2 separate regions of the Homo sapiens genome follow, and region 2 is linked to region 1. Evidence: chromatin loops called from intact Hi-C (ENCODE). Cell type or tissue: Calu3. All regions are shown on one strand. Links, peaks and the distances in the headings refer to the core of each region. The heading gives the core; the rest is flanking DNA. Region 1 holds the start of LOC105375483 (a long non-coding RNA gene). Region 2 has its middle 21 kb from the start of TMEM229A.

What was found. A loop is a pair of places that touch in the nucleus more often than their neighbours do. Peaks named below come from ENCODE experiments on the same cell type or tissue, not always from the same donor. Only the 100,000 strongest peaks of a DNase experiment are listed, where the experiment ranks them.
Region 2: it touches region 1 in a loop (2.8-fold over the local background); 2 of 110 quality-filtered maps call a loop at or near these places.

Annotation. Positions count from the first base shown.
Region 1 is chr7:123,985,162-124,002,022 of GRCh38, forward strand. It overlaps LOC105375483 (a long non-coding RNA gene), which reads left to right and starts at 9,461. Exons shown (of 5, transcript NR_133947.1): 1 at 9,461-9,556; 2 at 9,767-9,941; 3 at 13,862-13,988. RefSeq lists an enhancer at 9,016-9,894. In Calu3, for the core only: no CTCF peak of the experiment used is centred there; no DNase peak of the experiment used is centred there.
Region 2 is chr7:124,045,445-124,062,305 of GRCh38, forward strand. No RefSeq gene overlaps it. Among named protein-coding and RNA genes, the nearest start is that of TMEM229A, 21 kb to the left of the region's middle. RefSeq lists an enhancer at 14,025-14,084. In Calu3, for the core only: no CTCF peak of the experiment used is centred there; no DNase peak of the experiment used is centred there.

The DNA.
Region 1 (16,861 bases), core at 5,232-13,231:
AAGGCTGGGAGGGCTCACTAGTACTAAAACAATTCAAACGGAGTTTGACTATATGATCTTGGCATGCCGGGATATTAGGGCAAAAACAAACCTTCTGTAATTGAAAACTGTGAAGTCTCATATTTAGTTTAAAAATATAATTCAAGGTTGGGTGCAGTGGCTCACGCCTGTTATCCCAGCACTTTGGGAGGCCAAGGCGGGCGGATCACGAGGTCAGGAGATCCAGACCTTCCTGGCTAACACGGTGAAACCCCGTCTCTACTAAAAATACAAAAAATTAGCCGGGCGTGGTGGCGGGCGCCTGTAGTCCCAGCTACTCCGGAGGCTGAGGCAGGAGAATGGCGTGAACCCGGGAGGCGGAGCTTGCAGTGAGCCGAGATCGCGCCACTGCACTCCAGCCTGGGCGACAAAGCGAGACTCCCTCTCAAAAAAAAAAAAAAAAATATATATACATATATATATATAAAAATATATATATATACATATATATATTTCGAAAAGTATGGTATATGTACAGTTAAGATATCTGAAAAAGTCTTGAGCATTTTAGTTGATTTAAAGTTTACTGTAATTATAAGGTGTAATGTGATTGTTGAAAAGCTAAAAGTATTAGCATGCTACAAGGAAACTTGCCAGCTCCCTTAATAGAATAATTTTCCAATTCTCCAGGCTTGGTCATGGACAGAGAGTCTCCAGATAGGGAGGGGCAGCTGGACCTCACAGCTCTTGTCTTACCTTTTAAGAAACTTCATGGGCACCAACAAATTGCACCCTGTATATTCTTATTCTGGCACAGCCATAATTTAAGCAGATTGGATAGTCTTATGACTATAATTTAACTAAAGCCTTCAGGAAAATGGAGAGAATTTCTATATAAGAAGCATCATATACAATTGGCTTCTGGGAATGGCTTTTCTTAATAACAGAACCCTAGCTGTCCTCTGGGTCCACTGTGGGTGTGACCCCTGCCCAGTGAGAGGGTTATATCTCCTTGTTAACTACCTGGTCTGCCTCCTTGTGCAGTGTCTATTTTCCCCATCACCCCAGAGCCCTCCAAACACTTCTGAAGACTCAGAGTAGAGTGAAGAACATGATTCTTTTTTTTTTTTTCTCATTGTAGACTCTCTTCCAAGTTATAATTCGATTCCCAGGATTTATCTTTTTCATGGATAACTGGCACTGGGAGTGACTACTTCATTACAGTGAGACCTCAATTTCTACTCATGTGGTTGGCATTACAATACACTGTGGCCTCATTAGGACAACTGTGTCATAATGCAATAGTCCAACATTAGTATGAGATACACACATGTGGGCAAAACAGGGATATCTTCTCCTTCAAACCATATTATTACCATATTATAATTTAATTACATTATATATCACATATAATATAATATCTCTCATTCTGTGGTATACAAATTTCATACTAAAATGTTATATTCAATTCTGCATATCAAAACTCAAGAGAAACTTTGACAAACTGCTGTGGTTCCCAAAGTACATCTTAAATGTGGTTCCCAATCTGGTTCCCAAAGAGCCAGATTGAAAAAATTAGAAAAGAGAGCGGCTGGTCACAGTGGCTCACGCCTGTAATTCCAGCACTTTGGGAGGCCGAGATGGGTGTATCACGAGGTCAGGAGTTCGAGACCAGCCTGGCCAGCATGGTGAAACCCTGTCTCTACTAAAAATACAAAAAATTAGTCAGGCATGGTGGCGCATGCCTGTAATCCCAGCTACTTGGGAGGCTGAGGCAGGAGAATTGCTTGAACCTGGCAGGCAGAGGTTGCAGTGAGCCAAGATCGTGCCACTGCACTCTAGCCTGGGTGACAGAGTGAGACTCTGTCTCAAAAAAAAAAAAAAAAATTAGAAAAAAGAAACTTGGGAAATAGTACAGGAATAGTACAAGAGATATGATAGCTCTCCTCAAATTCCATTTAGATGAGGAAGCACTTGATATTTGGACAATGTAACTGTTAAGGTTTTTTTTCAACTCATTGTCTACCGATTCTCTGACTTGTTATATTTTTTCTAGATGGAGGTACTAAGACCACTTGGTATAAATTACAGGGAAGCAGACTTTGACTCAATATGATTAAAACCAAAAGCCATCAAATACCTAGAACTACCCCTATAAAATAGACTCTATTATGATTTCAGTCCATTGTTTAAACTCTCTAAAAATTACCCTGGAATGAGTGCTGGTAGGTGAGTGGTTAATAGTACTGTATCTGCTTGGTTCAAACCTTCGCTCCACCACTGCGGAGTTGTGACCTTGGTTATGGTTTACAAACTGTGTTTCTCAGTTTCTTTAACTGTAAAACTAGATAACAATAAGGTTTTTAGGGACAAAATAACTTATAATTTAAAAATTCTTAGAACAATGAATGGTAAATACTAAACACTTAATAATTACTGAGTGTTGTTAGTTCTTTCCAAACACTAATGTTTTGCGATTCTAATCTTAGCTATTTTGCTAAGAATGCATCTGGCATTCTTCGTAGATAAGAAAGAGTCTATTAATACAAAACTCAGATAAGGGAAAGATTGAATTGTTGGGCTTCTCTGGTTGTGTGCTATGGCTTAAAATTTTATTTAGTAGAAATATGGAGTAGATATTAAAACACATAAGTTTATGCTGTTATAAAAACAATTTACCATTTGGTGCTTGTATATGACTAATTTAAATTTGATTTAACATTAGTTTAAAAATTAAGTATAAAAATAGTAGATACTGAAACAAATGTAAGCAGGGTGGAAGTACATAAGTAAATTAAAAAATTCTTTTGGACTACATTTTAAGCATATAAATAAACATATATAATTTTATTTAGTTCACCAAAAATAGAGTAATATTTACAAATTGCTTTGCAGTTTCCTTTGGTACACTGTTACATTTTAAAGGAAAAATTCCTTTGAGGACGCAGATTTTTAAAAATTCTGTAAAGATTCTTGATATGCTTATATCATGTAAAGTTGTAGGGACTGTTTGCTTCAATGGAGCCTTGCTCCTTGGGGTCCATGGCTTCAGTCCAATCATGCCTACATATCACAGATCAATTCAACTTAAAAAAAAATAAGTTACCCGCAGTCTTTCTAGAACAATTGTTTATAACACTTCTCCAGGAATGTATTTATTTATTTATTTCATTATGAATAATTTATTTATTAACAATTCTTTATTGACCGTTTAGGTTGTTCCTTTTTTTTTTTTTGAGACAGGGTCTCACTGTGTCACCCAGGCTGGAATGCAATGGCATGGTCTCAGCTCACTGCAGCCTCCATCTTTTGGTTCAAGCAATTCTCATGCCTCAGCCTCCTGAGTAGCTGGGATTACAGGCACGTGCCACCACGTCCTCTAAGTTTTGTATTTTTGGAGAGACAGGTTTTTGCCATGTTGCCCAGGCTTTTCTCAAACTCATGGCCTCAAGGGATCTGCTCACCTTGGCCTCCCAAAGTGCTGGGATTACAAGTGTGAGCCACCACAACTGGCCTTGTTTCATTTTTTATAGTTAAAAACAACACTTCATAGAGTGTTTAAAAAGTCAGAAACATAGGACTAATTTATTTTCAAACAATGTATTAGTAACATTTTGATACGATATGCTCAATATATTTTCCTTCAACTTCCACATACCATCTCAGGTAAGTGTCTCTAAAGCAATAAATCCAATAGTTAATCTAAAGTATGATATTAAAAATACACCATATTCTCTGTGTTTCCAGACTTTTTTTGGACAAGATTTGGGGTATTTTTACAATTACTTATTATTTCCTTGAATAGGCAGATATTTAAGCATTTAGAAATTGGGAAAAAAATTCAGTGGAAAATAAATGCGTGGCTTCCAGATCTTATGCCCTACATAGAAAGTAATACTTGGAAAGTGATACATTAGCTCAGAGCCATGATCAACCTTTTCCTGTGTAGTTTCTGGCTTTGGTGTTATGTTTATTTATTTATTTTTTAGAATTAGCCATTTTTTATATATTTTTTATTTTTCCATAAGTTATTGGGGTACAGGTGATATTTGGTTACATGAGTAAGTTCTTTAGTGATTATTTGTGAGATTTTGGTGCATCCATCACCTGAGCAGTATAGAATGCACAATATTTGTAGTCTTATCCCTCACCCCCACTGCCATTCTTCCCTCCAAGTCTGCAAAGTCCATTGTATCATTCTTATGCCTTTGCGTCCTCATAGCTTAGCTCCCACATATCAGTGAGAACATATGATGTTTGGTTTTCCATTCCTGAGTTACTTCACTTAGAATAATAGTCTCTAATCTCATCCAGGTCATCACAAATGCTGTTAATTCATTCCTTTTTATGGCTGAGTAGTATTCCATCATGTATATATACCACAGTTTCTTTATCCACTCATTTGTTAATGGGCTTTTGGGTTGGTTCCACAATTTTGCAATTGTGAATTGTGCTGCTATAAACATGTGTGTGGAAGTATCTTTTTTGAATAATGACTTCTTTTCCTCTGGATAGATACCCAGTAGTGGGATTGCTGGATCAAATGGTAGTTCTACTTTTAGTTCTTTAAGGAATCTCCACACTGTTTTCCATAGTGGCTGTACTAGTTTACATTCCCACCAGCAGTGTAGAAGTGTTTCCTGATGACTGCATCCATGCCAACATATACTATTTTTTGATTTTTTGATTATGGCCATTCTTGCAGGAGTCAGGTGGTATCACATTGTGGTTTTGATTTGCATTTCCCTGATCATTAGTGATGTTGATTATTTTTTCATATGTTTGTCGGCCACTTGTATATCTTCTTTTGAGAATTGTCTGTTCATGCCCTTAGCCCACTTTTCAATGGGATTGTTTGTTTTTTTCTTCCCGATTTGTTTGAGTTAAACCATCCCTGCATCCCTGGTATGAAACCCACTTGATGATGGTGGATTATCTTTTTGATATGTTGTTGGATTCGGTCAGCTAGTATTTTGTTAAGGATTTTAGCATCTATGTTCATCAAGGATCTCAGTCTGTAGTTTTCTTTTTTGGTTGTCTCCTTTCCTGGTTTTGGTATTAGGGTGATGCTGGCTTCATAGAATGAATTAGGGAGGATTCCTTCTTTCTCTGTCTTGTGGAATAGCGTCAAAAGGATTGGTACCAATTCTTCTTTGAATGTCTGGTAGAATTCTGCTGTGAATCCGTCTGGTCCTGGACTTTTTTTTTGTTGGTAATTTTTAAATTACCGTTTCAATCTTGCTGCTTGTTTTTGGTCTGTTCAGGGTATCTAATTCTTCCTGATTTAAGCTAGGAGGGTTGTATTTTTCCAGGAATTTATCCATCTCATCTAGATTTTCTAGTTTATGTCACTGAAGGTGTTCATAGTAGCCTTAAATGATCTTTTGCATTTCAGTGGTGTCAGTTGTAACATCTCCTGTTTCGTTTCTTAGTGAGGTTATTTGGATTTTCTCTCTTCTTTTCTTGGTTAATCTTGCTAATGGTCTCCGCATGCAGCTCTGTCTGGAGCTTCAATCCAGTTCTGCCTCCCATCTGCCATGATCCCGAAATTGAAGTAGCATAAACACTTTTTATTTTAAGAATTGTGTATATATTTTAAATTATTAAATTTATATTATAACTAGGTCTCATGAAATGTAGGATATTGACCAAGAAAGAAAGGAATCCTGACATCTGGAAAGTGATATCTGGAAATGTTTGGAAGATTTGGAGAAAGCTAAACCTTAAAACTTAGAATCACTCACTTTTACTCCATGTCTTGAGGAAGTAATCCCTGCCTCTGACTTTCCTGAAAACAGTTGAACATTTCTCTTTAAGAAAGTGCTGCTTTTAATCAGTTATCAGAATGCAAATTTATAAGTTCTGAGGGATAACATGCAGATTTATATTATGAAAACAAAATGTTACAACCAGAATTGGCTAATTGATATATATATATATATATATATATATATATATTTTAAAATTTCAGTATTGCATTTACTTATTCACTGTAATAAATATTTATTAGTGGCTATGATGGCAAGGTATTGTGTTAGTTTCTGATCCTTAGACTTCAAGGAGAAAATGATATAGCAAGGCAGTCAGAAAATAATTCAATAATTTTCCAGCCAATATAAAACGGCATTTGTGACAAGTGCTTCCAAGGACTGGCCTGCTGATCCATGAGCAGCTATAATAGGAGGTTTGACTTATTGGGGGAAGGTTTCCCTGATGGGTTACAGTTAAAGTCGTCTCTTGATATTCATAAATGATCAGTTCCAAGACTCCCAAGGACACCAAAATCTGTGGATGCTCAAGTCCCGTATATAAAATGGCATAATATTTGTATGTAAGCAACGCACACCCCCTCGTATACTTTAAAACATCTCTAGATTACTTAAAATACCAATACAATGCCTACACATCACTTCATTCCTGTGTATTCGATGTAGTACTTGGTGTGCAGCACATTCAAGTTTTGCTTATGGAACTTTGTGGGATTTTGTTTTCCAAATATTTTTGATCTGTGGTTACTTGAATCTGTGGATCCAGAATTCAGAGATAAAGGGTCAAGTGTAATCAGGTTAAAAGGCAGGCCGGGCACAATGGCTCAGGCCGGTAATCCCAGCACTTTGGGAGGCCGAGGTGGGCAGATCATGAGGTCAGGAGATCGAGACCATCCTGGCTAACACGGTGACACCCCATCTCTACTAAAAGTACAAAAAATTATCAGGGCTTGGTGGCAGGCGCCTGTAATCCCAGCTACTCAGGAGGCTGAGGCAGGAGAATGGTGTGAACCTGGGAGGCGGAGCTTGCAGTGAGCGGAGATCCTGTCTCTGCACTCCAGCCTGGGTGACAGAGCGAGACTTCATCTCAAAAAAAAGAAAAAAAAAAAAGGCAAAGACAGCATTCCAGATAGGCAGGATAGCGTGTACGCACGTGCTATGGTGGTGTTACTGGAAAGGGGTCCTGATTCAGACTCCAAGAGATGGTTCCTGAACCTCGCACAAGAAAGATTTCGGGGCAAGTTGATAAAGTAAAGTAAAAGCAAGTTTATTAGAGAAATAAAGAAACAAAAGAATGGTTACTCCATAGGCAAATCAGTGGTATGGGCTGCTTGACTGAGTACACTGTGAAAGGAAAATACATCTTGGGGCCCCCAAATCACTAAGCTAAAGGGAAAAGTCAAGCTGGGAACTGCATAGGATAAACCTGACTCCCATTCTGTTCAAAGTCATCCCTCGGCTCACTGAGATAAATGCATATCTGATTGTCTCTTTTGGAGAGGCTAATCAGAAACTCAAAAAGAACGCAACCATTTGTCTCTTAACTACCTGTGACTTGGAAGGCCTCTTCCAGCTTCGAGTTGTCCCACATTTCTGGACCAAACCAGTGTTCATCTTACATATGTTGATTGATGTCTCATGTCTCCCTAAAATGTATAAAACCAAGTTGTGCTTTGGCCACCTTGGGCACCTGTCGTCAGGAACTCTAGAGGCTGTCACCGGCCTGCCTTCTCAACCTTAGCAAAACAAACCTCTAAATTAACTGAGACCTGTCTCAGGTATTCAAGGTTCACAACACTTATAGTTATTCCTTGGTTATATGCTAAAAAAGGGGTGGATTATTCATGAGTTTTCCAAGAAAGGGAAGAGGATTTCCTGGAACTGAGGGTTCCTTCTCCTTTTAGATTATATAGAGTAATTTCCGGACTTAGCTATGGCCTTTATAAACTGTCGTGGTGCTGGTGGGAGTATTTTTGAGAAGGCTAATGCATTATAATTAGCATATAATGAGTAGTGAGGATGACCAGCAGTCACTTGCATAGGCATCTTGGTTTTGATGAATTTTGGCTAGCTTCTTTACATCATCCTGTTTTATCAGCAGGATCTTTGTGACCTGTATCTTGTGCCAACCTCCTATCTCATCCTGTGACTAAGAATGCTTAACCTCCTGGGAGGGCAGCTCAGGAGGTGTCAGCCTCATTTTACCCAGCCCTATTCAAGATGGAGTCACTCTGGTTCCAATGCTTCTGACAGCAGTAGAGATAACACAGATAGGAGGGATTTAAAGAACGTCACCGTAGCTAAGATACAGAGAACAGCATAGGGGTTAAGCAAGGTCCAATATGGGACTAGCTTTGTTAAGCAGCTTTGCTTGAAGTGATAAATCTTATTTCTTCTTCAAAAATTCTTTTGAGGAATTTTGTTTAATACCTAACAGAAAAATCAATAATTAAAAAATTATGGTAGATATCTTCAAGTCAACTTTATATTAAAAAGTGTTCCTTCTTTGAAAGGAAACACCCTTTTCAACACCCTTGGCTTTTTAAAATTTCATTTTTATACTTATCAGAGTTTTAAGAGTCAGATAGATAGTTCTAGAAGACTGAAAATACGGTAACTTGCTAGACTTCTCAACTGCTGCCTCCTAATTCCCACTTTCAGAGTCAATCATTTTAAATTATTTCAGAAGTTTCTTCAGGTATTTACCTCTGTTTTTCTATTATAATATGCTTATAGTGCTATTTCTTATTTTTTCATTTTAGAAACCATTCATTTTCTAGTATTTTGTATACCATAAAAGATGAGGATTTAGCTCTCTCATATGCTGTGTATCATCTCTATACTTTCCTACTCCCATCCTCCCAATATGGTTCTATCATATTATAATATAAGCACTTAATATTCTTCTGTAATATTGTTCTATAATAATTATATTATATAAGTATATTAATATTATATTATAAAATTATTCTATAATTATATTGTAAGCATTAATATCTTCAAATTTTAATTAGCATTTTAATTGTGTGGTTTCTTTTTATGCAGTTTTTAAACCTATCTTTTTATTAAAAGTAAACTAGCTTATGTTTTATATTAATAATTATATTTTTTATTTTAAAATGCATTTAAAAATAGAGTGAACTTAAATTTTGTAATAAATAAGATTACATATGTTCGTAGATTTGGCAAAAACCATGAAAGTGTTATGGATATAATGCAAGTCTAAGAAACAGTATGTCCGGCCAGTGTTTGGCAAATTATGGACCTTGGGCCAAATCCAACTGGCTCCTGCTTTTGAAGTAACATATTATTGTAACATCCATTCAAACTATTTTCTGTGACTACTTTCTCCTACAATGGCAGAGTGAAGTAGTTGAGACAGAGTCTGTATGGCTCCCAGAGCCTAAAATATTTACCATTTGGCCCTTTACAGAAAGTTTGCTGATCTCTCTCCCAGGCTATACTATGAAAGCATTTAAAAAAAACCTTAATCATCAGTATAATCATGACTCTATAAGGCAAAGATATATTTAACAAATTTGTCCTACATTGTCCCTTTTCTACATTCAAGATGGTTTAGTGCCTTTCTACAGATCTGGAGCATTCCAGGACACCTAAGGCTGGAGGCCATGTGACAACACTGGGCTATTATGAGAGTTTCTTTGTTTACTGTTTGACAGGACAGATTCTGTCTTCTCAAATTCTGTTTGATCAGAAATGCTGTAGCATAATAAAGGGAGCAGATGAATGACTGAAGCCCTACAGCTCCACTAAAGATTAGAGTAAAATCTGCACTTCAAAAGATCCTGGTAAAGCAGGGAAGGTCCTTAGCTTTCCATTTTAAGTGGGAATGAGACAAGGGGATGGGGATGAAAGAACTGGGAGCCATCATTGCCAGATGCATGTTTGCAGAGCAGTGTGGGGATCACCTCATCTGTCCTTCAAGGTTCTGCAATGCTCTGCCTTCATTTTCCTTCTCAAGTTAACAGATATATTCTGACTCTGTCTTTCATGCTCAGTATTCTTGCAAGAGAACAGAGCTCCTGATCACCTGTGTGCGTCCTTTGAGTGGATGGCAGCTGCATCTCTGCATTACAGCTAGTTAGAATGATGAGTCCTTGCTATGCCTCAAGCACTGTTTCGAGTGTTTGATGTCTATTATCTCACTTCATCCTCACCAGGACCCCATCCGAGGTAAGTTCTATTATTGCTATTTTACAAAAGAGGACACTAACACACAGAGAGATTTAGTAACTTGCCCCAAATCACATAGTTGTTACTTGGCAGAGTAAAGATTTGAATCCAGGATTTCACTCCATAACCTGTTTTAAAATTATTATATGAATTTACCTCTTTTCCAATCTGGATGCCCTGATGAAAGGAGAGTGTAAAGCCACACTCCGGTGCTTAGGGGATGGAATCTCCCTTGAAAGGGATAAACATGGTTAATGTTAATCCCTAAAGAGAACAGGGTTTACGCAGGAAACTGGGACTAGAAAGACTGGCCTTGGTCAGGCTGGAGAAGGAATTTCTGGCCCCCACACTTGGCCTTTTCCTCTCTAGGCTAGCCTTTTAGGGAAGCAAAGATTTAGACTTTAGTTCTTGAATGTGGGCTACCAGTCAGCCCCTTTACATGGAAATAAAGCCTTGAGCTCAAAGAGCATGTGGTATCCTGTATTTCAAATTAAATAGTTTCAAGTTACTTCGTGGATTAATTTCCCTTTTGTTACTCCCTGGCAAAGTCTTATTTAAATATCCTGGCCTCATTTCACTTGTGTTAAGGGGTATCAAAGGGAAGAGACGATGGTGCATACTGAACCAGAATATCTAAAGGGAGAACTATATGCCCTGACTCTGAAACTAACATGTGGATGGCAACAGTGAGCAGAGAACTCTAAGGGGAAATGGGACTTTCCAGACATAAGTTGAAGTTACAAGCCAGAAACTCCTCCCACAGAAAAGCCCAATCGCTAGCATTAGATGATGAAATTGTGAGATGCAAAATGCAATAATGATGATAATGATGATGTTGTTCCCATTTGGGGACATGTTCACTATCTCCTAGAGAAACAAATATGAATCTATCCATCAAATAGTCACACACAATATATGTTAACCACAATACAATGCGGTGTTTCATAATATCAGTATAAACAAAGAGGGTAGGGGAGGGGTGCTGTGAGTTATGCCATAGTGGGGAGGGGCAGGCAAGCTGGATGAAGTGGGATAAAAGTTGCCGAAGTGGCTACCTTGTCCGGGGTATGTACCCTGGGATTCATTGTCGTGTGCTAGGAAACTTCAGGACACGGACACACATGAGGAGTTTAGGGGCAGAGGTTTAATAGGTAGAAGAAAAGAGAAAGAGAAATAGTTCTCTCTATAGAGGAAGGGGTCTCCGAGTGGAAAGGTCCGGCCGGTGGCAAATGCACCGAATTTTATAGCCCACTTTGAAGAGGCGGTGTCTGATTTATGTAGGGCTCACAGATTGGTTCTATCAGGTATGACATTTACACAGTGCTCAGGGAAGGCTGGTTGCCCCACCCTAATCTTATTATGCAAATGGGCTTTCCAGTTGATCGGTGCCATCTTGTCTGCTTTGTATGGTACAAGTGGCTGGCAGGGAAGAAACGGGGAGCCGCCATCTTGGAAAGTCTAGTCCATAGTTCCTCTCGGCATTTGTCCCTGAAAGCTCCCAGCTTGTAGGCTGCTCTTTGTTAGAAAATGATTTGGGGCTGCTTTTCATTAAAAAGAAAAGCCTTACCGAGGACCCCCATACACTTGCTTCTGCCTAAGTGATTTCTTCTTAACTCCTATATCATTACTTTGCACAGAGACAACAGAAGACATACAGCCCAGACTGATCTTGTAGGACTTGGTAAGAAATTTTTAAGTGAACAAAAAAAAAAAAAAAAAAAAAAGAAGGCGTTATTGCCAAAGTTTTAGTAAAGGAGTAATATGTGTGCTTTAAAAAGAAAAAAAGGGGGCCGGGCGCGGTGGCTCACGCCTGTAATCCCAGCACTTTGGGAGGCCGAGGCTGGTGGATCATGAGGTCAGGAGATCGAGACCATCCTGGCTAACAAGGTGAAACCCCGTCTCTACTAAAAATACAAAAAATTAGCCGGGCGCGGTGGCGGGCGCCTGTAGTCCCAGCTACTCGGGAGGCTGAGGCAGGAGAATGGCGTGAACCCGGGAAGCGGAGCTTGCAGTGAGCCGAGATTGCGCCACTGCAGTCCGCAGTCTGGCCTGGGCGACAGAGCGAGACTCCGTCTCAAAAAAAAAAAAAAAAAAAAAAAAAAAAAAAAGAAAAAAAAAACCTGGAAGATCTTCTAGGACACATTGGAAAGAAAGTTGCAGTCAAGTACAAACTGTTGCAAATCTGCAAAAAGGAGGAACAGGAGAGCACAGTGCTGAGTGCCGCTGCTGGCCCTGTTGCAGGGTCAGGGAAGATGAGACTGATTGACCACTGATTTGGCAACTGGAGGTCACTTGTGGCAGTGAAAAGAAAAATTTCCTTGAGTGGTAGAGACAAAACTTTTCTTCAAGAGAAAAAGAACAATGAGGAAGTAAAGACTGCATATGTGGGAATCTTTTTCAGAGAGTTTTGCTATGAAGGCTAGCAGAGAAACAAAAGCTGTAGGAGATTTGTGAAGGCAGGGAAGTTTTGTTTTGTGTGTGTGTGTGTGTGTGTGTGTGTGTGTGTGTGTTTTAGAAGGGAGGGAGCTATTAAAGTACATTTGTTGGCTGATAAGAATGATCCAATGGAGAAGGAAATTTGATGATGCAGGCAGTAGTGAGATTAATGTAGGTACAAAATCCTTTAGTATGTAAGAAGTGATTGGATGCAGTGTGCAAGGAGAGGTTGGGCTTATATTGGAACCCTGATGTTTACTCTTTAAATAGGAGAAAAGCCAGAATACATGAATTTGTATTCATGATGCAGTGAGGTTGAAAGTTTGGTGGTAGGTAGATGAGACGTCTTCTACTGTCATTCTTCTATTTACTATAAGCATCTAATTGCTTCTATTTTCTCAGTTCATAAGAAGTAGGTCTTCATTTGATGTGAGAAGGGGCTAGCAGTATCAGAAATCTGAGGGAAAAAGAGAAACTGTGAAATAGTAAGAGAACTACTTGACTAGGGAAAATTATTTGTATTGCCTGTCAGCGTTGAGGCCCAGTCTGGTTTTAAACTTAATATAAGGCCTCTGAGCTCCATTCTATCTCTCATTAGCTGCTCGAATGAAGGCATGAAATAAGCAGACAGTGGATTTCTCCACGTTTGAAATTTTGGAAATGATGTATAACAAGAGGGAGAGACAAGTAAGAGTGGTGAGGGAATGCATACAAGGCACTAATTATGATGATGGATCGTGTCATCCAAGCTGAGTAGAATGGAGTGAGGACAAGAATTAGGTTGGAGGAGTGAGGTGCAAAAATAAGAGGTGATACCTCTCATGCTCACATGTATCAGGACCAGTCACCTAATTTGTGGGGCTTAGTGCAAAAGAAAAATTTAGGGCCACTCATTCAAACATTATTAGGAATTTCAAGAGCTGGGCATGTTGGAGTATGCCTGTGATCTCAGTTACTTAGGAGGCTGAGGCAGAAGGATTACTTGAGGCCAGGAGTTTGAGTCTGTAGTGTGTTGTGATTATGCTTATGAATAGCCATTGCATTCTAGGTGGAGCAACATAGTGAGACCCCATCTCTAAAAAGAAAAAGAAATGAAATAAAATAATTTCAAGACAGTAACAACTGAGCATTAAATGAAGCATAGAGACTGTGTAAACATGGGACTGTGATTGCTGCAGAGGCCATAGACCCATGTAGCTGGCCCCACATATGAGCATATCCATATATAAAAGTCTGTTTTTGAAGACCCATTTTTATTTTTTAGGCCCCAATAATAAATGATCAATTATTAGTAGTTAAAGAAAAAAAGAAGAAAAGAGGTGGTAACTAGAGAGAGGGGATGATGAAAATTAGTTTGGGAGAGACTAGCTGGTCTAAGATGTAATCATGTTAGCAAGAGGACAGGATTACTGACATTAAAAGGCCAAAAGACAGAGAGGTGAGGATCTTGGTTGTATTAGTTACGGGGCTGTTATAACCACTAGGATTTGCGACTTGAGTAGCATTGACGGTGGTGATGGGGAGCCTGGCAAGACAGCAGATGTCTACAGCAAGAGGAGGGAATGGGAAGCTGCTCTGATGGCGTAATCATCAAGGTTGCTGATAAAATGGGTAAGAAAAAGAAACAAAGGTTTGGAAATATGAACAAAGGGCTGGGAGGTTATTACCACACTTTCAGCCAAGAGGCACATGAAATGCCGCAGAAAAACTGCCACATCCTGAGATGGCTGCAGGGGAGGCTGTGTTTTTAGAGGAAAGTCAAGTTCAGTGGAGCAAGAAGGGGCATAGAATATTCAAAGAAGAGTTTGAGAATCTGTGAAGTTTTACTGATGACAAATTATGGCTTCCAAAGGGTACAGTGAAAGGGCTTGGGAGGTTAGGGATGGGTAGAAGGTGAAGTCAGACTAGCTTTATGAGGATAAGAATCCAGGAGATAAGGGAAGACCTAGAAACTTGGATTTCTTGTGAGTCACCAAGGAATATAGGAATCTAGGGGACAGTAAGATTTATCCTGATGGTTTCTTAGGTGTAGGTGATAATCAGGTATAAATTTTTAACTAAGTCTCCAAAAGCAACTGCAACAGAACCACAAATGAACAAATGGGACCTAATTACACTAAAGAGCTTCTGCACAGCAAAACAAACTATTAACAGAGGAAACAGACAACCTATAGAATGGTAGAAAATATTTGTAAACCATGCACCTTAAAAAGGTCTGATATGCAGAATCTATAAGGAAATTAAATCAACAAGCAAAAAACAAACACATTAAAAAATGGGCAAAGGACATGTACAGGCAGTTCTCAAAAGAACACATGCGACTGGCCAACAAACATACGAAAAAATTCGCATCAACACTAATCATCAAAGAATTGCAAATCCAAACCACAATGAGACATCATCACACACCAGGCAGAATGACTATTATTAAAAAGTAAAAAATAAAACCAGATGTTGGTGAAGCTGTGGAGAAAAGGGAATGCTTATACTCTCTTGGTGAGAATATAAACTAGCTACTGTGGAAAACAGTTTGGAGATTTCTCAAAGAACTAAAAACAGAGCTACTATTCAACCCAGCAATTCCATTATTGGATATATATCCAAAGGAAAATAAATAATTCTACCAAATAAACATGCACTCATGTGCTTATTACCATGCTATTCACAATAGTGAAAACATAAAATCAACCTGGGTTCCCATACTTGGTGTATTGGATAAAGAAAATGTGGTACATATACACCATGAAATATGATGCAGCCATAAAAAGAATGCTATCGTGTCCTTTGCAGTAACATGGATGCAGCTGGGGCCATAATCCTAAGTGAATTAATGCAGGAATGGAAAGCCAAATACTGTATGCTCTCACTTGTAAGTGGGAGCTAAATATTGAGCACACATGGACATAAATGTGGGAACGATGAGCATTGTGGACTACTAGAGAAGGGAGGGAGAGGGGCGTGGGTTGAAAAACTACCTGATTGGTACAATATTAGTCAGTTTTTGCACTGCTATAAAGAAATACCTGAGAATGCATAATATATAAAGAAAAGAGGTTTAATTGGCTCATGGTTACCCAGACTGTACTGGAAACATGACTGGGGAGGCCTCAGATAATTTACAATCATGACAGAAGGTGATGGGGAAGCAGGCACATTTTACATGGCCAGGGCAGAAAGAAGAGAGGGAGAGAGGAGGTGCTACACACTTTTAACAACCAAATCTTGTGATCACTTACTGTCATGAGAATAGCACCAAAGAGGAAATCCATCCCCATGATTCAGTCACCTCCCACCAGGACCCACCTCCAATACTGGGGATTACAATTCGACATGAGATTTAGGTGGGGATAGAAATCCAAACCATGTCATTCCACCTCTGGCCCCTCCCGAATCTCATTTCCTTCTCACATTGCAAAATGCAGTCATTCCTTCTCAACAGTCCCTCAAAGTCTGAACTAATTTTAGCATTAACTCAAAATTCTACAATCAAAATTCTCATCTGAGAAAAGGAAAGTCCCTTCCACCTATGAGCATGTAAAATAAAAAACAAGTTAGTTACTTGCAAGATACAATGGAGGTACAGGCATTGAGTAAAGACTCTCATTCCAAAAGAGAGAAATCAGTCCAAACAAAGGGGTTGTAGTCCCCATGAAGGTCTGAAAGCCAGCAGTGCAGTCATTAAATTTTAAATCTCCAAAATAATCTCTTTTGACTCTGTGTCTCACATCCAGGGCATACCGGTGCAAGGGATGAGCTCCCAATGCCTTGGGAAGCTCTCTCCCTGAAGTTTTTCAGGGTACAGCTTCCACAGCTGCTCTCAAGTGCTAGTGCCTGTGGCTTTTCCAGGTTCATGGTACAGGCTGTCAGTGTATCTACCATTCTGGGGTCTGGAGGACTGTGGCCTTCTCACAGCTCCACTAGGCAGTGCTTCAGTGGGGACTCTGTGTGAGGGCTCCAAACCCACATTTCACCTTCATACTCCTGTAGTAGAGGTTCTCCATGAGGGCTCTGCCTCTGTAGCAGGCTTCTACCTGGACATCCAGGCTTTCACATACATCTTCTAGGGTTTTTATAGTTTGGGGTTTTACTTTTGGGTCTTTAATCTATCTGGAGTCAATTTTTGTATGTAGTGTAAGGAAGGGGTCTAGCTTTAGTCTTCTGCATATGGCTCGCTAGTTATCCCAATACCATTTATTGAATAGGGAATCCTTTCTCCATTGCTTTTTTTGTCAGCTTTATCAAAGATCAGATGGTTGTAGATGTGTGGCCTTATTTCTGTGCTCTCTATTCTGTTTCATTGGTCTATGTGTCTGTTTTTGTACCAGTACCATGCTGTTTTGGTCACTGTAGCCTTGTAGTATAGTTTGCAGTCAGGTAACATGATTTTTCCAGCTTTGCTCTTTTTGTTTAGGATTGCTTTGGCTATTGGGGCTCTTTCTTCATTCCATAAAAATTTTAAAATAATTTTTTCTAGTGGTGTGAAG
Region 2 (16,861 bases), core at 5,601-13,600, 61 kb after region 1:
TTTATTGTGTCATCCTTTCCTCTCACTTGGGAATTCCAAGGAAAGCAACACCCTTTCTTTCTCCATACCAGGCTGCCTAAACCTGCTGTCATGTAATCCCAGGAACATTTTTGTAGAATAGAAAAAATATGGCAAGGAAGGGCAGAAAGGAAGAAGGAAGGGGAAATGTGTGGAAACACATAAAGCAGGTGCGACTGTTCCTGGCCCCTCTCACCATCCCTCACTCTCACGTACGTGGTACACATAATTATTGCAACATTCTTTCCCACAAAATCCAGACTTCACCTCAGAATCCTATTTAGAGTGATCCAAGCAGATATCGTGAGTCAATAGGCATTGGCCAGACAAAGAAATCCTACTAACGTTCCCATTCTAGAATATATATGGGATCTTTATCTCTCCTTAGACAAATTAGATGTATGTAAATTTACATTTATTGCATATATTCTCATGATTTGGATAACTGCTTATTTTATAAAAGTTCTCTCCCTTGTAAGAAAATACAGTAGAGGTCTTTGGGATTGCAAGCTTTCTTAGTACATTAAATGGTTTGAGTTACACATAAGTATTTTTGAATATTGAGTAACAGTGAATTCCTATTTGTGACAAAAGTTAAACATCATTATTAGGAGCTAGAATAAACAACTAGAAAATAAATGGGTTAGAATTTGTGCAACATTCTTACATTTTCAGCCTTCGGCATTGATTTCAACAAAAGTATTAGCATACCAGGTGTATATTTCTTAGCAGAAATCCAGGGTCAGTCGATACTGTTTGTATAGACACAATTTCCTTTTGCATTTGTATAGTACCTTATGCAGGTGTCCTGCTATTCATTATCTCATTGGTTCCCTGTAATAATGTGTGGCAGGCAAGAAGTATAATTTACTGATAGAGAAATTATAAAATAGGGAAATTTCAAGAATTAAAATTACTCTATAAAATAGGGAGTATTACAAGAATTAAAATAACTCTAGGGGAGGCTGGGCACAAGTGTAGTTTTGTTCTAAAATTTAGCTTTTATTTAATTTGGAAAATATGCAATACTTTCATATCTTTAACATTTATAAGGCACAAAGGCTAGGCAGAGAAAAACCTCCCTGTAATATCTGTCCTCCATCCACCCATATTCCTTCTGGGATAATATTATTAGTATAATATTAATTCCTTGGCTGTTCATGTAGAGATGTTCTATACAATATATGCTTGTATTTATTCCATATGCAAGTGAATAGAAGCCCCCTATACCATTTTTACGCCAATACTAATATGCTGTATACTTTATTCTGCACCTTATTTTTTTCACTTATTAATTTTGTGTAGAAATTATTTCAGATCTATACATAAATAACTCTTTATCAATTTTTTTTTGAAAAACTGCTTAATGGTACTACATTGAGGGAATCATTACTTATCTAACCAAGGTCCCTACTGATAGGCATTGAAATGGTTTTAAATCCTTTGTCATGGTAAAAAATGCTGCACTATAAAAGCCTTAAACATAAGTCATTACTCGTGTAGGAGTATATATGTTAAGGATAAATTTTAAGTGAGGCTGTTATGTTGTAGGGTGAAAGGATGTGTACATTTGTAGTTTTGATAGATATTGCCAAATTGTCCAAGAAACTGCATCAATTTGTGCTCCTATCAGCAATTAGGAAAAGGCCTATTTCCATACACCCTTGCCACAGACATCTTATTCTGCTTTTTGATATTTGCCAATCTAGTAGGGTGAAAATAGTATCAATTGTAGTTTTAATTTTCAATGATCTGATGGTATTATGAGTGCAGTGGGGCATTATAGAGAATTTCTTATAGTGAAGAACTATTTTTGCTTTCTGGACTATCTGTTTGAATCCCTTTCCATTGGGTTAATAGTCTTTTTAAAAATTTATTTGCAGTAGCTCCGATTTATTAGAGAAATGTTTTCTTCTTTTTTTTAAAATTATACTTTAAATTCTAGGGTACATGTGCACAACATGCAGGTTTGTTACATATGTATATATGTGCCATGTTGGTGTGCTGCACCCATTAACTATATACCTAATGTAAATGACGAGTTAATGAGAAATTTTTTCATTGTGTGAAGCACAAGAGTTCTTGAGTCTAAAGTGTTTTTTTTTTTTTTTTGTTTTTTTTTTTTTTTTTTTTTTTTTTTTTTTGAGATGGAGTCTTGCTCTGTTGTCCAGGTTGGAGTGCAGTAGTGCAATGACAGCTCACTGCAACTTCTGCCTCTTGGGCTCAAGCAATCCTCCCACCTCAGCCTACCAAGAAGCTGGGACCACAGGCATGCACCACCACACCCAGCTAGGTTTTCGTATTTTTTGTAGAGACGAGGCTGAGTCTAAATTTCATCTTCCCACACCTATATTAAACAAATAAACAAAATATAATTTATGATAGTGTCTCAGAACTTGCAGATCTTCTGCACTATTTATCTGTTTGCATATAATAATACGCCCTATTGTTTATTTCCCTGTAAGGTTTTTTATTCTCTGAAATTAGTTTACGGTGTTGATGAATTTCAACTTCCCTTTAATTTTCCTTATTTCTGGAACCTTCCAAAAGTCCACTGAAAATAATTTTACCTCTAAGAGGACTCCGTGCCAAAAGACATTTTCCTTTTCTGAAACAAAGAAGGTAATGTGAAAAACTCATTGTCAAGCCATATATACTGCTAAATTTGCAACCACAGACAGTATTTAGGTAAAAGATTGGGAGAAGAATCTTAAAGATTTCCGCTGTAAAGTGGGAATAATTTAGTGTTGATGTTACAGGTAGATAGGCATGACCCAGACAGGAGAGGGCTCTCCCCCAACCCACCGGGAATGTCTGGTGATGGTTCGGCAACAGAGAGACCATTTCCTGATGGTCCACACCTGTTAACATCAACACCTTAATTGAATACAGACCCCAGGGAGAAGCAACTTTGTGGGGATGCACTTTAAGAGACAAAAATGGCAAAGTATGACATCCAGGTACACGCCACTGGAAAAGGGAAGAAAGCCTCAGATGGGCTTGCATTTAACTTCCTAAACGTACTGCTTGGCATGCCCAGGTCCAAAGGGTAAGGAAAGCACTGCGCATGCGGGAAGCCCACCCTGGGGGAAGAATCATGGGAAAGAGGAGAGCGTATGAAAGTCCTAGGATCAAGGCTAAAGACCCCTCTTTTAGCTCTTTTTCTCTGTTGGAACTTCAGGCATCTGGTTGGGTTTCTTCCAAGTGAATTTTCCTTTCTTTCCTGTTCTAAAGACTTTTTAACAAACTTCCACTCCTGCTCTGAAATTTGCCTTGGTCTCTTTTTCTGCTTTATGCCCCTCAGTCGAGTTCTTTCTTCTGAGGAGGCAAGGACTGAAGTTGCTATGGACCCATACGGATTCGCCGCTGGTAACTCAGGGTAACTTGGATCTCTGCCACCAGTAACATTGGGATATTAAGACTATAAAGAAAGGCGTAAGGATTCAGGGTTATATTTGGCCTTCAAAAGAGAATATCCAGAAATAAATTAAATTCTCTTAAACCACCTTTAGGATTTCACAATAACATGGATCTCTCTTTTGAATCTAAGCATTTTGGATGCCCGTTTTTTTTTTTTGGCTGTCTGTAATAGCAAGCTGTTTTGCCTCAGCTCCTTCCTTTTCAGACCTAACCCATAGTAATCGTCTTGCTCTGAATTTACCTCTCTAGGATGGTGTTTCCCTTCCTGTTTGCTGATCCACTGGGGCTGTCCCAGAAAGAGAACTACAACGCTACTCTTTCCCATGCCTTGCTTGTCCACAGGTAAATTTTCCTGGATTATGGCTAGCCAAAAACAAATTCTGAAAATATAAAGAATAGATTGTAATTGACAAACCCTTTGTTTTCAGGTTATTCATGTCAGGTTTCAGCAATAACACAAAGCTCTCTTTGTCCTTGAAAAACAGAAAGAACCTCTTAACTTATCAAGTATTTAAATCTTCTCAAATATGGTGGGGAGTCTAATGCATGAATCCTGGCCTGGTACATGGAAAGTGCTGTGAAAAAACTCATTCTCAAGCCCCATATGCTGCTAAATTTGCAACCACAAATAGTTCTTAGGTAAAAGATTGAGAGGCATTAAAGAATCTGCAAAGATTTACAGTGGGAATAATTCAGGGGTTTGGGATGTTAAGACTGAAAGAAAGGCATAAGGACTCAGGGTTATATTTAGCCTGCAAAAGGGAAGTTGCCAGAGAACTTTAATAATGTTTCTAGGTCATAAAATAAACATGAAAACGATTGTGCCTTATTGGCCTTTATCTGCGGATAAGGGAAAATGAGTACGTAAAACATGAGGAAGAATTTAGGGTGGAAACAAAATAACACTTTGATTGAATATGTTCCTCATTTAAAAATAAAAGTGCACTTTTTTCTACATGTATTATACTTCAATAAAAAGTTAAAAGACAAATTTTCATACGTGTGGGGTTGCTTTGGAATGGTCAGAGAGCTAGATAGTTTCCTAAAGTTTGGTGATCATGAGTGTGGCCTCCGCCCTCAGATTTTTTTGACTAAATGCTAGCCACACTGCTTTCTGTTTGTATGACCTTGGGCGAACCTCTATCCTAGCTTCTTCTTGCCTCGTTTCTAAAGTGAGATAATGAGAGTATTCATCAACTAGTATTGTTATGGGGATTAGATAACATATGTGTCATAGTTATAATTTGTTTTTCTTTTAAAAGGCAGAACATTCAAATATTAGTGGTCTGAAGAGACAAATTATTTTTCTCTCATGAATAATTTCTAGTACATGTCTTGGACTGGCATGGCGCCACTCAGTTTCTGGTATCCAGATTCTATCTCATCTGGATGCTTTATTGTATATGACTTACATTCCGAAGTATGTATATGCCTATTCTAGCTGTCTAGTCATTGTCTGCATTCTAGCCACCTGGAAGGATAAGAAGGTTCTTTCTTGAGAACAGTACCTGGAAATTGCACTTTCATCCCCAGCCCATTGGTCAGAACTTAGTGGCATGGTGGCACTTAGTCACTGGGGAGGCTGGAAAGCATTGTCTTGATTCCAAGTAAAATTATATCCAGCCACTAATCATGGGTTCTATTAGTATAGATGAAGGAGATTAGTATAGATAAATGTAGTTGTTGAGGGAGAACAGATATTTAGGAGTTAGCAACTTCTGCTATAATGCGCAAAATGCTTAGCACAGAATCTAGCAATAAACAAAAACCCATGACTATTGTCATTGCAAACTTAGATTCACAATCTAGTATCCCATCAGCTGTTTTCATCTCGTTGTTCCACAGGCACTGTCAACTCAACGTTTCTAAAAATGAAGTCATTATTTCACTCTGTATTCCCTCTCTTCCCCTGTTTACCTACTCAGAGGACATCCAAAAGCTTCAGCTTTTGTGTTCTTAGTCTTGGATAAAGGCTTCACCAGCCATCCCTCTTGGAGTTTTTTCTCTACTACCCCTTTAGCTTCACTCAATACATCTAATCAGTTTCAAAGATCAGTGGTTCTCTTTGGGAAATGTCCCTCAGACACGTCCTCTTTTCTCCACTCTCACTGTCCATTACCTTCACAACTCTTTAGAATGGTTCACAAGGCCCTTTATAGTCTGACTCCAATTTATTACTCATCTCAACACATCTCATACTCCAGCTACCCTGGGTGAAAAAGATGAGAAGCAAATATTTTATTTTATATTATTTAATTTAATTAATTAATTTGTTTGACAGGGTCTCACTCCAGTTGCCCAGGCTGTAGTGCAGTGCTGTGATCTCAGCTCACTTCAGCCTCAACCTCCCTAGCTCAGGTGATCCTTCCACCTCAGCCTCCCTAGTAGCTGGAACTCAGGCACATGCCACCACACCCAGCTAATATTTTTGTATTTTTAGTAGAGACTGGGTTTCGTCATGTTGCCTAGGCTGGTCACAAACTCCTGAATTCAAACAATCTGCTCACCTCATCCTCTCAAAATGCTGAGATTACAGCCATGAGCCACTGTGCCCCTCCTAGAAGCAAATATTTATATTTTGACTATTTTAGGCAAAGTTTGAACAAAATATTTACTTAATAAAAGATTTAATTTTTCACAAAGATTGAGATGAAAAATTCAAGTAAGCAACCAGTTTTATATTGCTATAGGCAATGCAACATCCAAAAACCTTTTCTGAATAGAGGACTTCTACATGTCTCCCAAAAAAATGAAAAATCTGCTAAGGAAATAAAGATAATCTACATTCTATTCACGTGGGTCATTTGTAATCCTCCCCTTAAAGCTAACAGACTCACATGAATGTGAGAACATTTGAGAGTTACTAGCTTCTTTTCCATATTTTCTCCCATACTCTGTTAAAGATTTGCAAATGACCCATACATGAATTACTCTCTTGTGATAAAAATAAACTTGCTTTCTAAGCAGTTAAGCCCTAGCTATTTGGTTGTTACAACCTTTTTTTTTCCATTTTTTTCTTGTATGGTATTTATCTGAGACTGTCGAAAGTTTTTTATCACTTTTCTTTCTTGTTGGTTAAATGTTGAGAATTTTTTCCTTTGCCACTGAAGAAAAATCAATCTGTAAATGAAAATAGATATGTAAGCCAAGTTATTAATGAACTTTGGCTAATTTTTATAGACCCACTCTAGTAAAACCTTTTACCTATTTCAACTTTAAGGTGTGGTTGAGTTAGAGTGATTCTGTTATATAATGATGGAATTTGACCTGATGTATTTCAGTTCAGAGTTACTCTATTTGCACTTCCAATCTCTTGATTTTATGTGTCACATAAAGCCTATATAAGTAAACATATATCTTTGTTGACTAAAAGAAAAAATGTTTCCCAATCTATAGTCTTATAAGCCACTAACAGGTATATATTTTTTATGCATAAAAGAAATGAAGGAATTTATCATTTCTATGCATATTTATTAAAATGTACTATGAAATTTAAGATATTAAGATAAATTTATTGAAAATGGAATACATTTTCAGATGCCTGGACCACCTTCTTTCTCTAGTCCCTACTGTATTTTAGATTATTCTTTTGCAAAATTTTTTGGGAGGATGAACTCTTCCTATTGTAATCACATGGTAGTAGAACTAACATTTTATTAGTTTCCTCTAGAACACAGTCTTACTTGATTCTTAGAATTATGCATAAGAATTATATTTTTTTCCTTAAACAAGTTTGCTTGCCTTTCTTGCATAGTATGTAGAAGGGAGAATTTGATTATAAACTTATCCAATTATCTTTTAAAATACAAGTAAGACTATTTCAGAGTTACAACATTTAATGGAAATACATCAGTAAGCTTTAAGGGCTATTTGCAGTTTGAGATAATTTTTAGAAGCCTCTTTCTCAACAGGAAACAAGTGGATCTTTTTGCAATAACTTTATCATTTAAATTATCAAAATGATTTCAAACCATATCTCTGTCAAAGATTTGTTAACTCATTTAAATGTCTGGATTGGCAGATCATGAAACAACAGTATAAATACTTTGTATTTGTATGTATATGTATATATATATATATATACACATACATGCATAGATACATGCATATATACACATGTGCATAGATACATGCACATATACGCATATGTATATATGTATATTTAATATGTATATTAAAACCAAATATGCATATTATTCAACAAATTGATATCCCCCTGAAATAACCTCCATTCTTTTTTTTTTTTTTTTTTGGAGACAGAGTTTTCACTCTTGTTGCTTGGCTGGAGTGCAGTGGCACGATCTCAGCTCACTGCAGCCTCCGCCTCCTGGGTTGAAGCAATACTCCTGCCTCAGCTCCCAAGTAGCTGGGATTACAGGCATGCACCACCATGCCTGGCTAATTTTTTTTTGTATTTTTAGTAGAGACGGAGTTTCACCATGTTGGCCAGGCTGGTCTCGAACTCCTGACCTCAGGTGATCCTCCCGCCTTAGCCTCCCAAAGCGCTGGGATTACAGGCATGAGCCACCGCGCCGTGCCTAACCTTCATGTTTATTATAAATGCAATACAATGAACCCAGGTCACTTTTTTTTTTCCCCGAGACGGGGTCTTGCTTTGTTGCCCAGGCTGGAGTGCAGTGGTGTGATCCTGGCTCACTGCAACCTCCACCCCCCGGATTCAAGTGATTGTCCTGTCTCAGTCTCAAGAGTAGCTGGGATTACAGGAGTGCACCACCACACCCGGCTAATTTTTTTATTTTTAGTAGAGACGGGTTTCACCATGTTGGCCAGGCTGGTCTGGAACTCCTAACCTCAGGTGATCCGCCCACCTTGGCCTCCCAAAATGCTGAGATCACAGGCGTGAGCCACTGCGCCTGGCCCTCAGATCCCTTTTAAACAGAAGACCACCAAATATGTGCAACTTGTTATTTCTGTAACTATCTCCTAAGCATTTTTTTCTGTTTTCTTTCAATCTAAGAAATGGAAATTCTGTTCTCCACCTCTCCCTTTTTAAAACCTAGAGTGATCTAAATCATGAAAGCTAATTGTTGAGGAAAAGATGTCTGCTTTTACTCCAGCATAAGAATCTCATGGGAAAATAAGTCATATGCAGATAAATTACAGTTGCCCAGATGAGTCCAGTGTTCACAAATTTACCTCTTTATTAAGCCCTTTCCATGGAAATTCTCTCCTTTTCTAGTGGGTTCTAGGTTTCAGTCCTCTAAATTTATATTAGAATGAGTTTTCCAGGAATTATCTGGCCACCTTAATAAAGATATGGTTTTTACCTTTCTGTTTTTCTTACCAGAACCCCTGGCACTCTCATCTTTCTGTAGGCAGGAAGTTTTAAGTTGTCTGCACTCTAAATATTAAATGTATAAACGGAAGAAAAGAGGAGGAAAAACATATTCACTTATAGGTGACGTGGTTGTCTACTTGGGAAACTCAATAGAATGAATTTCAAAATACTATCAGAACATAAGATAATTCATATGGTGTGCTGCTATAAAGAAATAAACTGATATGTTTACATGTCAGCAACAACCATTTAAAATGTAATTAAGAAGAATCTCATGGAAAACTGTATGAAAATATATATTGTAAAATAATCACAATTGACAAAAAATGTGAAGGCAACGCCCACAGTATTATAGTAAAACTACAAAAGTTAATTAAAAGACAAGGAGGAACATTTGAATAATCTGTGAATAAATGGTGAGTCATAACTGTTTATATATTGTTGATATTGTAATGCCAATGTGGTGATGTAGTTATGTTATTATCTCTAAATTAATCTTTATTTTTCTCCAAAACGTGACCAACTTATATTAAAATGTGAGATTTAGTGAACACAACAGAATAAAAATAAATAACTGACCAAATTGAATATTAAAATGTATTATAAAACTAAAGTATCTAAAGTTCCTACGAATAGACTGATCAGTGGAAAATTAACAAAGTTTAATAGTAGGCTTAAGAATATATACAAAATAATGTTTGCCTGAAAGGACCTAGAAGCAGTTACACTCCTCTAGCACACCTACCATTCATTCTCTATCAAAAGAACTAAGGATTCGGCCAGGTGTGGTGGCTCATGCCTGTCCCAGCACTTTGGAAGGCTGAGGCAGGCAGATGGCCTGAGGTCAGGAGTTCGAGATCAGCCTGGTCAACATGGTGAAACCCCGTCTCTACTAAAAATAAAAAAATTAGCTGGGTGCAGTGGCAGGTGCCTGTAATCCCAGCTACTTGGGAGGCTGAGGCAGAAGAATCGCTTGAACCTGGGAGGCAGAGATGGCAGTGAGCCGAGATCGTGCCATTGCACTCCAGCCTGGGTGACAAGAGCAAGTCTTCGTCTCAAACAAACAAAAAAACAAAAAAAATAAAGAGCTAAGGATTCTTGGAGAAACATCTGATCCTAGGAGAGCCTGGGACATCCCGCCCCAGAATGCATAAAATGTATTCAAAAGGAGCTGGCTTGATGTGGCTCCCACTGGCCACACTGGGAAAATTTATACATCAAAAAGAGTAATGGTAATGTATTATAACACAATGAGTAATAATAATAATGATTATAATCCATCGTGCTACTTAGAAGAAGAGAAAGGATTGGGGGAACTCTTCTTTGGAGAACAGTGCAAGCTAATATGTGTTAACATATAGATGTAATTAGAAAATGATCCTGTTGCAATACTCTGGATAATAATTGATTCAAACATGGATCATCAGTGGCTACTAAAACCGTCTGGTGAATGGTGTAATGAACAGAACATTCACATGGTCTTAAAAGTATCACAGCACAGATTACTTACGAAGGAAAGAATGTACCTTTAAGTGGAGCAATCTAGAGGTCACCACCATGCCACACACTCAAACTTAAGATCACCAATAGTGAACCTGCTGATGGGATGCAGTAAGAAACACATAGTATTATCCATGTGCTAATTTTATCAAAACATTTATGTTGAATCAAATCTAGAAGACAGTGGCCTGAAATTAAAAAAAAAAAAAACTCAGGGTAATTAAAAACAAGGCGGGGGGAATGTTCTAAATCAAAAGAATTTAAATGGACATGTCAAATAAATGCAATATATGAACATTTACTATAAAAACATCTTTTAAAGGCATTTTGGAGACCATTGAAAAAATTTGAATATGGATGCATACTAGATGATACTATTTATTTATTGTTATGTTTTCTTAGGTATGATAACAGCAATGTGGTTACATTAGAGAATGTTTTTAATTTTGAAAATTCATGCTTAAGTATTTAGGAGTGGGGAGAGAAGAGAGATCAAGAGAGCAAGGAGAAAATGTTAACCAGTTAGTCTAGCAAAGGTTATTTGAGTACTTATTCTACTATTCCTTTAGGCTTTCTGTGGATTTTAAAATACTCAAAATGTTGGAAACATTTTAATGTTTAACAATTATTGCATTTCAAATAAGAAAAAGGACACATTAGTCAATTAATTGTATTTTGGCAGCTGGAAAATAAAGTTCTTATGTTCCTAATTGCTGTCTTACCCCAAATGATGGAATGTTGAATGACAATCTAATGAATGACTAAAGTTGACAGCACTGCCTTTGGAAGCTATTACTGCCAGAAAGGAGAAGTGATATTACAGGATTTGACGGGAAGGCAAAGGAAGGGAAGACAAGAAGAAGGAGAAGAAAGATTTTATAATCATCATAATAACAATAGTACATGGTCATGCATTGCTTAATGAGAGAGATACATTCTGAGAAACATGTTATAAGGTGATTTCATCATTGTGTGAACATCATAGCATGTACTTACACAAACTTTGATGGTATAGCCTACTACACACCTAGGCTGTATGGTATAGCCTATTGCTCCTAGGATACAGACCTGTACAGCAAGTTACTATGTTGAATACTGCAGGCAGTTGTAACACAATGGTATTTGCCTACCCAAACATATCTAAACACAGGAAAAGTATAGTAAAAATAAAGTATAAAAGATAAAAAACAGTACACTTAGCATGAATGGAACTTGCAGAACTTGAAGTTGCTCTGGGTGAGCCAATGAGTGAGTAGCAAATGAATGTGAAGGCCTACGACATTACTGTATACTATTCTAGACTTTATAACCAATGTATACTTAGGCTTACTACACTTACATAAAAAATTTATTTCTTCAGAAATAAATTAGTCTTAACTTACTGTAACGTTTTTATTTTATAAACTTAATTTTAAAAAACTTTTGACTCTTTCGTAATAATAGCCAAAAATACAAACACATTGTACAGTCATATAAAAGTATTTTCTTCCTTTATTCCTATTTTTTTCCTATTTTTAATTTCTTTTATTTAAAAAAAAATTTAAAAATGAAGACACGAACACATTTATTAGCCCAGACCTACACAGGGTCGGGATCATCACTATCATTGCCTTCCACCTCCACATCTTATCACACTGGTTACTCATAAAATATTATCAGCTGGAATTTTTATTATTATTTCCTAATTTGCAAATGCGGAAAGAGGGTCAGAATAGTTAGACATTTTCCTAACGTCTTGTCTTGGAGCAATAAATGTAGAGCTGGGATTTGAATCCAGGCCTGTGTATCTCCCAATGCTGAACCCTTTCTGCAAGATAAGACACTTGGAAATTAATGCTTGAATTTAGTTTGATGTTCCAGTGGCTGTATGTTTATGAGACTAAAAAATAAAATGCCAGTCAGTGTGGAAATTGGTATCTACTGAATTGAATGCTTTAAGTTATTTAGGTTTTCCCCACCTTCCCTGTCCCTGAAACAGGTACAACCAAAAGCTTCTTATTCTAATCAAACTAACACTAAATTATTTTTCTTCTGAATGATGACTATACCTTTCCCAGACAATAAAGTCTTTTATTTTCTGTAATTTCTCATTCTTTCTTTTTATACACTACAAGGTTGTTATTATTGAGAATTCAGGTCTATTAATAAAAACAGTTAAATTTATTCTGTACACATTATGTGTCAAAGTGTGCCAGATTATTGATGTATATAATTTCATTTAACACACATTAGCATCTAAATATTTAAACATTTAAACCACTATTTGATAGGACTAATCAACAATCCTGTCAAATAGTGGTTCTCAACAATTTTCCCCCCAGGGAACATTTGACAACGTCTGGAGAGAATTTTGTTTTTTACGGCCAGAGGATGTACTGGCATCTAGTGAGCAGAGATCAGAGATGCTGATAAATATACTACAATACACAGAACAGCTCCTTACAGCAAATAATTGTCTGATACAAAATGTTAACATCGCCAACGTTGAGAAACCTTGCTATAAAGTGTTACGGTCTCTGTGTTATAGATGAAGAGGGTTCAGGGAGGCTTAGTAACTTACCCAAGTTTATGTAGCCTGGGAATGACAGAACCAGGCTTGGAACCTAGGTATATCTTGATCAAAGTCCATGCTTTACCTCGTAGAGAGGCAAAGAGAATTTCAGTTTAGAGAAGGTGAAGATTAGTACATATATGCCAAAACCATATAATTATGTGAGAGGATAATTAAATGAAAACATATCATTGTCAAATGGATTGCTTAGCGAAAGCTTCCGAGATGCCTAAAGCTTTGATTTGAGATTTTGATTTTGATTTAGAGAAATAAAACTGTAGTGATGATAGAAAAAGTGGATTCATTTTTTTCTTTCATTTAATCACTTCATTTTTTTCTTTCTGAAAATGTTGTTACTGGATGTTAAAGCTTGGAAAAAAGACCTAGGCAATCAGATGAAATTATTCAGCCTTCTGGGAAAGAGGATCAACAAAGAATGTTTCATCGTGACTTCACTAAAAATAGACACATTATAATGGAACCAAATTGATACCAAGAAAGACTTAATATTATAGCGATAAACTGCCTGAAATGCTAAACAATCTTTTAAATGAGTTAATTGCAGTTTAGAACATATAAATAGAGCATTTGGCTTATTAAAAAACAAGGCAGGCTGCTTAATGGGCTTATTTTAAAGGAACCTTTTTGCATTTCTTTCTCTATTCAGCTAAATATAATATACTAGGGGATATATTTACAATCTTATATATATATCTCATGTAAGCAGTTTACAGAGACTGAACCTAAGTATTTTAGACTTTTATCAGTGAAGAGGAAATAATCTTTCTTCTGAACCATTTCCATCATATTTTCATATGGTATTTTCATAGTAGAAAGTGAACAATATGGCAATTAATATAAATGGAAAATGAAGGACACATCAGATCTTATTGGTATATTTTGGAACTTGGGAGACAGGTGGAATAGTGATATTTCTAACTGCAGGGTGGGGTGTAGCTTGGAGATGAGGTATTTCGACCAGGAAGACTTACTCCAAGTGTAATTTCCTGATCTACCTATACCAGTTTATGGGAACGTACCAAACATTGACACAGTACTTGAAAACTCACTGCAGAGCATTTACAAACATTATTATTTTTGTTGTTTGTTTCCTCTAAATTCTGAGCTTTGTGACGGCAAGATTTCTGTCTAATTTTTGCAGTATTAGGTGTTTCTTTAACGAATTCTTGGATGTACTGGAACATTCTTTTCAGTTCCAAGGAATTTATCTAGTTAAAAGAGATCTGTAGATAATACAAACAAACACCTAAATGGGAGAGGAGGTAGATGTGTAAGCAGTTTGTGTAGACAGAGAAACTGAAACCGAGAAAACAGAAGAGAATGGACATAGACTGAAATCAGAAGTGAAATAAGAAGCTAAAGATCATTACTAAGAAGCATTAGTGAACAGGCCATAAGAAAACAAAGGCCCTATTTGAATCTATTTTTGAATCAACCGAAGTCTGTAGAATAAAATATGAACAGGGATCTGAACACGTTCCTTTTCCTCTGCCTGGGTTATGCTGTTCTCACCTCCTCTAGCTGAGATGTATTTAAGAAAAAGTGAGCACTTTGTGGCTATGTTGATTCTTATGTATACTGTGCCTTTCCATTTTGAAGTGAGTGTATCTGGAATGTAAGTAGTTTGTTTTAGGACAGGTTTTGATAGCCTTCACTATTTGTAATATAATTTTTTAAACCTTTTTATTCATCAAGAAAGTATTGCTTAAATAGGCAATGGGCACCTTTCTGCTTATTGAATATATTTTAAACTTATTTCATAAATATTTGGTCATTTATTTATAGTATATTATTAGAATAACCCAGTACTTTAAAAAAAGGTATGAAGAGCTCAAAGAACTAAAATATTATAGTCTGTATTACATTATAGTCTGTCTTGCAAAATGAGGTCAGTGAGAAAATACGTACTTGGAACTTCTGAAAAATGTGAGCAGGGAGAAGTCATTGGAAGGTAAACTGTAATGAATGAATAATTGGAATATCTTCATCTGAGTCTGCTCAGTAAATCAGAGTTGCTTGAGAAATTGTTTTCATTGACCGATTGTTTTTTGGGTTTGGAGAGAACAAAATGTGTCCAGGTAAATATGGAAGCAGCAAAGGCCTCCAGTAAAAGATAGAGTCAGAGGATCAAACACATTGTTGTTGCTGAATTATGAATGGCACAAGGACCTGGTGACCGGTTAATTCCTTTGGTTGGATTTTGGTGTGACAGAGAGCCTTCTCTGCTCCATGATCACAGACCTGCCATTGGCTATTGTAGATATCAGAATTTGAAAAGCATTATTAATCTTGTCAAACCTTATATTGCTTAAGAAAAATTTTTGCTCTGGAATCATAAAGTGACTTGTCTAAGGCCATACAATTGATTGGTTGCCTAGAGCTACCTAAATTTTATATTTAGACGTCATGACTCCCAGTTTAGTTCTTTTGCTACTGCACTGTGCTGCCTCTTTTATGTGCCAAAGACTGACAAAGAGATGAATGGATGAATTCATTCTCACTCTCAGGGTTACAAATCAAAGTATCCGCAATTTGGTGGGCTACAGTATACTTATTTTTTAAAAAAACAAAAAACAAAAACCAAACCTTTCTGGGATTTTGAAGATAGAAGAGCAGTAAGATTTGAAATCCAATGAACCTTCTTGGTGACACTAAAGAACTATCCTGAAGTTACAGACTAACATGTACTAATAGCATAACAGAGTGTAGGTGATGTAATTTAAAGGATGGTATTTTTAAAATAGTGATTACAGCAAGGAATTTAATTATAAAGTTTACTGGTTTTCTTTTGTATGTGTGTGTGTTTCATAAATGTGAACAGAAAAGCAAAACCCTAACATATGACTCCACAAAGAATAGCTTCTGGAAATATTTTGAAATATTGAAGCATGAAGCCTTCTACTACTTGGAGTAGCTCATCTTAATCCTTAAATATACCCAGGTGTAACTTACCTGAGACTCGGAAAAGGGAATATCAGAAACATTAGGGGTAAAAGGAAAGACAAGCCAGTGTATTCATTCTGTTTACCCCAAAAAACAGGAAAAGCAAAGGTCTGTCTTGCTATCGTTTATTAAAGTTTTGGTTAGATTATAAAAAGGTGAAAGGAAAATAATTTTCTTTAGTCTAGGATGGGACAACACCAAAAGGAATTAATTCTTAAGTCTATGCAATAGTTTTCCTTTGCTGCTGTAGCAAATCACTAAAAGCTCAGTGACTTAACACAAGAATGTATCATCTTACAATTCTGTAGGATAGAAGTCTGATATGGGTCTCACTGGGCTAAAATCAAGGTGTAAATGGGACTGAATTTCTTTCTGGAGTCTCTAGAGGAGTGTCCACTTTGTTTCATTTTCCAGCTTCTAGAAGCTTCCCACATTTATTAGACATCTCCTTCCATCTCCAAAGTCAGCAACCCTGGATCCCTCTGACTCTTTGCCTCTGCCACCCTCTTCCACTTTTAAGGACATTGTGATTACATTAAATCCACCTGGATAAGCCAGGATACTCTCCCCACTTCAGAGTCCTTTACCTTAATTATATCTGCAAAGTTTCCTTTGCTACATAAGATAACATATTCATAGGATGTGGACAACATTAGGGTGCCACTATTCTGCCTACCATAGTCTTTCTAGTTAACATCACGAAATATCAAACAGAAAATTTTAACTATCTCTGGTAATACATTAAAATCACTTTGAATTAATATATGCACATGGCAAAGAAAAGTTAAATGGTACTGACATGTTTACCCTACACCTGATATCACTCTCCAGAAGTTGCCACTTTTACAAGTTCAGTTTTTAGGTATTCTGATGGTTAGTCCCGTATCTTCAAATAAATCATATACAATATTATTTCTTGACTTATCAACCCCAGATACTTTCTGGTGATGTCTTGGTATGAGTGATAACGACTTACAAGTCATCATTCCTCAAGTAACTTCCTAAGGAAGGGTGTGTGGGAGGTCAATTTGTCAGTGCTTGCAGATTGAAAAGTTCTGTACCATGCTGTCTTCCTTGATTAATGGTTTGGCTTATGCTATGGTTTGAGT